Regions from separate parts of the Homo sapiens genome. Here region 2 is linked to region 1. A link is a loop called in an ENCODE intact Hi-C map of the cell type or tissue named here. Cell type or tissue: dorsolateral prefrontal cortex. All regions are shown on one strand. Links, peaks and the distances in the headings refer to the core of each region. The heading gives the core; the rest is flanking DNA.

Region 1 (2,890 bases), core at 156-2,655:
TCCAGCCCCACTCTGCCCTGCCCCTGGTGGGGCCTGCACCCGAGGGACGTGATGCCCATGCCCCAGCTTCCTGTTTCTAAGGAAAAACAGTCCTAGGAAAAAGGCTGTAGCGTCGGAGGAGCTGCCCTCGCCAGGGCCTGGGGGGATTGTGGGTGGGGAGGCTGTCCCATTCTGTGATCCCAGGGATGCCAGGAGGGCCGTGGCTGGTGTGGCCGGCACTGGGTCAGGTTTAGGCCGGGGTCTCTCGGGTCTCGGTGTTGGCCCCTCCGTGTTTAGAATCCTCCCAGGCCAAACCAAGGCGGCCTCCAGGGTCACTCCTGCACAGGACAGTGGCCGGAACTCCGAAATGACCACCGACCTGCGCTGGCCGCTGAGGGTCCGACAGACCAAGGCTCTGGGCCCCCTACCCCATCCTGCGCCCCGTGCGCGAAGTCTGCGGGGTCACTGCTGCGCAGGACAGAAAACCCGCAGTGGGGCCCCGGCCTGTCCCCGGCCCTGGCGCTGTCCTGGCATCCGGGGAAATCCTGTTTCTGGCTCCAGGCCAGGGCCTGCCCCTCACCCTGGAGAGGCCCCGTCGGAGGCCGGCCTCGCGGGGGAAGGGCGGTGGCGGAGGAACTACCCAGGAATTCCAGCGCCGGCTCCGAAACCTTCCCAATCCCGCTCCTTCGCCCGGGCCGGAAGCCGCGCTGGGGGGGTGGGGAGGGGTGCACGTCCCGGGCCCCGCGCCGCGTCCTCAGGGCCGGGGCGGCCTCCCCGACGCCCGTTCCGTTCCCAGTCCGGGGGCACTGGGGGCCCCGAGTCAGGCGGAGCGCGCCGGGCCCCACTTCCCCACGCGGAGGGGCAGCCCCGCAGCCTCAGGCTCCCCCCCGCAGCCTCAGTTTCCCCCCCGCCCCCGCCGCCTCTTCCGCTACCCCACCCTCCCTGCCGTCCGGGGCGGCGCCCCCCAGATTCGCGGCCAGCGCTGGATTCCGGCGGGGTGGGGCGGGGGCTTCCGGCCCGGGGGCGGCTGGTCCGAGCAGCAGGCCCGGGCTGGGGGGCGGGACGGGAGGCCCTGGGAGCTTCCTGCAGCGTGGGGGCGGCTCCCGAGGTGGGAATTCCGCCCCCGAACCGGCGGGCTACGTGCGGGGGTCTCAGAGGCTGCGGCTCCTCCCGTCGGTGGGCGCGGCCGCCCCCAGAGGCCGCTGCGGGAAGCAGGGCGGCGGCAGGAAGCGCCCCCCCCGTTCCCCCTTCCCCCCCGTACCCCTCTTCCCCCGCTCGTCCCCCCTTCCCCACCCCAGGCCCCGCGGAGGCGGCGCGCGTTTCACGGGTTTCGCCGCCCGCGGCACGGTGGGGGCGGGGGCGGGGGCGGGGGCGGCGGTGCGACCCCCAGCGGTGGAAGCGGGAACTGCAGCTCGGCCGAGCTCGGGGTTGGGGGGTCCCTGCCAACCCTGCCCTCCCGGAAGGTCCCAGCCTGGCGGGTTCGGGTGCTTTTCTCTCTGGGGCGCGGCCTCCCTGTTCTGCTCAGTTGGGGGTCCGTTCCCGGGAAGAACCACCACACCCCCCATCCCGGCCCGCAGGCCCCAGCCGCCAAGTCGTTGCTGGGGAGGTGGGCGCAGGCCGCCCTCTCTCCGTGAGCCCACTCGCCACAACCCGCAGGGACCTGGGGGACTCGGTGGATCCAACCACAGGAGACCATGAGACACAGGCGGTCTCGCCGAGGCCTGCCGCTTAGAGCTGTCTCTCCTCCTCACGGGCCCCCTGGCTCCCTGCAGGCCTGGCCTCCTATCTCCCTCAGGCCATCAGCCCAGGGACCCCCAGCCCAGGCACCCCACCCATGCTCTGAGCTGTGGGCCTGAAACCCGCCCTCCTAGCAGGGAGCCTGGCTGCGCCCCAGGCCGCTTCTGCTTGGAGCTCCGTGGAAGGAAATGCCCTCAGGTTCCCAGGCACTGAGCCTCCCCTCCCGCTAACCCCATCAGGGGTATAGCAGCCCCGTGGTGCTCAGCCTGCCTCTCTCTGCCTGGGCAGGACCGTGGAGCCCATGCGTGTCCTCTCTCCTGTCCCCAGATGGAAGCCGGCAGGTGGGGCCCTAGCAGGGGACATGCTCGACGTGTGGGTGGATGAGGACCCAGTGGGGTCAGGTCTGGGGCAGCGGGACAGGGTCTCCAGGACGGGGCCTGGCTGCAGATAGGCCGGAGAACGGCTGCTGGTTCCCTGAGGCCACTGGGGAGCCAAGATGCAGTCCCCGAGGGGTTTCCAGGGAGCAGCCACTGGGCTGGGCAGCTGGGCGCAGGGGCAGAGAGAGCTGGGGCTGAGTCCTGGCCTGCCCCCTGGGGACTCCTGGGCTGTAAGGCAGGGGTGGGCAGGGCCTGGACCCTTGTTGGGGGGCCCTCCCTGGCTGTGGTCCACCTCAGGAGCCAAGGAGGCTGGGGGGCTGGTGTGGGCAGCTACCTCTGTTCCCCACGGGTCCTCAGGAAGGCGGCGCCACAGACTGAGGAGGCCCTGCTGGCCCTGGAGCTGTGTTCGGAGCCCCCACAGCCTGGCTCCTGGCTCTGGTTGCCGTGGGCGGGAGGTGGAAGTACAAGGAGAAGGAGTGTCCAGCATTTTCACGAGTGCCACCGCCAGAGGTCAAGCTGAGGACAAGAGGGCAGCCAGGCACCACCCTGGCCCCAGGCAGACTCCCCAGGGCTCGCTGAAGGGCCGGCAGCCCTGGGCCTGGCAGCTCCCCTTGCAAGCCCCAGCTGGGGGCTCTGTCATCCGGGAGGCCCTGGGCCTGACCTTCGCCGGCTGCCCCTGGGCCTGGAGGCAGGACACGAAGGGGCTGATGGGTCTGTGGTCAGCCCCGAGCGCACTTTGCTGAGCTGTGGTCTTGCTGAGCCAGCCCACAGGCCCAGCGACTCCTGGCTTACTCAGC
Region 2 (2,890 bases), core at 205-2,704, 58 kb before region 1:
CCACCCTTTGTCCTGACCTCATTTCCTGTCTGGAACATGCTGTGTCCGGATTGCATTTCCTCTCTGGAGCTCTCTCTGTCCTGACCTCATTTCCTGTCTGGAGCCAGTGACCTCATTTCCTGTCTGTGTCACTCTGTCCTGACCTCATTTCCTGTCTGTGCCACTCTTTGTCCTGACCTCATTTCCTGTATGCAACACACTGTGCCCGGACTGCATTTCCTGTCTGGAGCTCTCTCTGTCCTGATCTCATTTCCTGTCAGGAGCACTCTGTGTACTGACCTCATTTCCTGTCTGTGCCACTCTTGTGTCCTGACCTCTTTTCCAGTCTGTGCCACTCTGTGTCCTGACCTCATTTCTTATCTGTGCCACTCTGTGTCCTGACCTCATTTCCTGTCTGGAGCACTCTGTCCTGACCTCATTTCCTGTCTTGTGTCCTGACCTCATTTCCTGTCTGGAGCTCTCTGTGTCCTTACCTCATTTCCTGTCTGTGCTGCTTTCTGTCTTGGAGTTGCGTGCCTGACCTCATTTCCTCTCCACTGTGTGTTCCTGGAGTTAGGCATCATCTTGGTTTTTACTCCCTTGCTTGGTTTTCTCAGGATCTCTGGCTGCTCCGTCCTTGCTCCAGCGTTCTTCTCTGCCCCCTCCCTCTGTGGTCCAGAGGCCGATGGCCAGCTGGCCCTCACCTGCCCGCCCTGGGTATTTCTGTGCTCTTCCTGGTGAGGGATTCTAGGGGTTCCCCTCCTGGGTTCATCCTTACCTGAGTAGCCACAGCACACTGTGCAGTTGGGTGCCTGGGAGGCACGTGCTTTGGGTGTTGCATGGCTGACCTGGTAACTGGGCACCCGTGTATGGAGGGCTGGAACAGAACACTTGTCGGCGCTCCTCAGCGTCTTGCCTCTGGTGTCCCCATGGCGAAGTCCCCTGCCATCTGCTTTGGGCTCTGACATGTGACCTGACTGTGCCCTTCAGGAGCTTTCAGAACCTCCTCTTAGATCTGGCATTCAAAATGTCTTGTCAGACACCTCGAGGCGGCTTGTGTTTGGCCCTGTGTTGGGCGCCTATTGGGCCCTTGTCAGGTTTTTGTTGCCAGGAGGCTCGCGCCCCGATCTTCGGGATGGTGCCCGTGGCATCTTCTGCTCGGTGCTCCCTAGGGCTGGACGTTGGTCCTCCTGGCACTGGTGCTCCGGTTGCTGTGGTCTCCCTGCTGTTCCCTTGTGGCTCAGGATTACTCTCTGGAGGTCTCCGCCTTATCATGAGCACTTTCTTTGTTGGCTACTTTTAGTTTCATGATTTCATTTTCGTTTCTAAGATATCTATCTCTTTGTAAAAGCTCCCACCTTTTGTGACTTGTGGATGCTGTATCTTTCTCCTGTTGCTGCAGACATTAATGATGTTTTTCTTGACAGTTTGTCCTGCTGGTTTCCTCTGCATTCCTTTGGTTGGTTTCAGACCTCGGCTTTAAAGGGGCATTTCCCCACATTGCCAATTCTTGACCATCTGGTCACGTCAAGGCTGACGTGCCAATGGCTGCAAGGGGGAGGGCACCTGGGAGCCCGCGGATGGCTCTTATGCAGACGTGCGGGCCAGCCCCGATCCTGCTTCTGCAAGGCCTCCCCTCCCATGGTGGCGCTTTGGTGCCAGAGCGCGTCGGCGTGGCTCCCTAGCGTCTGCCTCTGCAGCTGCTTGGCCCCCAGCCGCCTCCTCCCAGCTGCCTCCTGCCCTATGTGTGCTTGAGCTCGAGACAATGCTTCCTTCATCCAAGAGCCGGGCTCTCGGCGATTTTTGAGAGGAGAATGGGGTTGAAGCGATGTTGCTCTTCCGTCTTAAAACTGGATTTCTTTCCTCATGCTTTTGAATTATTATATCTTCTTGACATGTTTCTCTGGATTTGCAAAAGATTTTTATATTTTATATATTTATTTATTTACTTATTTATTTATTTTTGAGGTGGAACTTTGCTCTTGTTGCCCAGGCTGGAGTGCAATGGTGTGATCTGGGCTCACTGCAGCCTCCGCCTCCTGAGTTCAAGCAATTCTCCTACCTTAGCCTGCTGAGTAGCTGGGATTACAGGCATGTGCCACCATGCCTGGCTAATTTTGTAGTTTTAGTAGAGATGGGGTTTCTCCATGTTGGTTAGGTTGGTCTCGAACTCCCGACCTCAGGTGATCTGCCCGCCTCAGCCTCCCAAAGTGCTGGGATTACAGGCTTGATCCACTGTGCCCAGCCTGCACAACATTTTAAGTAAATGTTGACATTTTAAGCATTGAGCAAGGAAGAGTGTGAAGAGGTACTTTATAAAGGGAAATATGGCAATACTGATTATTTGCGACTTTAACCAGAAGTAATCTTTGGACAGCCAGATGTTATTGTCTTGGAATGTGGTGTTTTATCTAGTGACAATGTGTGTGCATGCACACGTGGACACACAGGATTCCTGGTCCTTAAACCCGTATGTTCGGTGTCTGCAGCATAGAATGGTCTCGGCTGGTATGTGTGGGACCAGCTCAGATGCCCCTATTCTAGATGCCGAGGCCGAATCGCCCCCTAGGGAGGATGGGACAGTGGCTGTGCTGAGCGTGCTACGGCGTCATGGAAGAACAGCAGAGGCGTTTGAGAATTGTGTTTTTTAAAAAGAGTTGAAACTTGTCAGTCAGGAAATGGAGTAACAGGTTTATCAGGAGTGTCATTTTCCTTTTTTTTTTTTTTTTCTCCCATGAGTGGCTTGGTCGGGGAACTCATGTTTTTTTTTGTTTTTGTTTTTGAGTCAGAGTCTAGGTCTGTCACCCAGGCTGGAGTGCTGTGATGTGGTCTTGGCTCACTGCAACCTCTGCCTCCCAGGTTCAAGGGATTCTCCTGCCTCAGCCTCCTGAGTAGCTGGGATTATAGGCGC

Evidence for each region. A loop is a pair of places that touch in the nucleus more often than their neighbours do. Peaks named below come from ENCODE experiments on the same cell type or tissue, not always from the same donor. Only the 100,000 strongest peaks of a DNase experiment are listed, where the experiment ranks them.
Region 2: it touches region 1 in a loop (2.8-fold over the local background); 16 of 110 quality-filtered maps call a loop at or near these places.

The regions. Positions count from the first base shown.
Region 1 is chr1:2,313,942-2,316,831 of GRCh38, forward strand. LOC124903824 (a long non-coding RNA gene) reads left to right here and starts at 1,054. Exons shown (of 4, transcript XR_007065362.1): 1 at 1,054-1,087; 2 at 2,005-2,057; 3 at 2,451-2,890. RefSeq lists silencers at 686-805, 896-1,055, 1,206-1,495 and an enhancer at 1,367-2,120. In dorsolateral prefrontal cortex, for the core only: CTCF peaks have their summits at 1,385 and 1,591; no DNase peak of the experiment used is centred there; H3K4me3 peaks cover 1,524 bases; H3K27ac peaks cover 2,500 bases.
Region 2 is chr1:2,255,812-2,258,701 of GRCh38, forward strand. The region is part of intron 1 of SKI (SKI proto-oncogene); the gene reads left to right. Among named protein-coding and RNA genes, the nearest start is that of SKI, 29 kb to the left of the region's middle. RefSeq lists enhancers at 1-938, 1-273, 941-1,538. In dorsolateral prefrontal cortex, for the core only: a CTCF peak has its summit at 1,654; a DNase peak (open chromatin) is centred at 1,690; H3K4me3 peaks cover 1,391 bases; H3K27ac peaks cover 2,500 bases.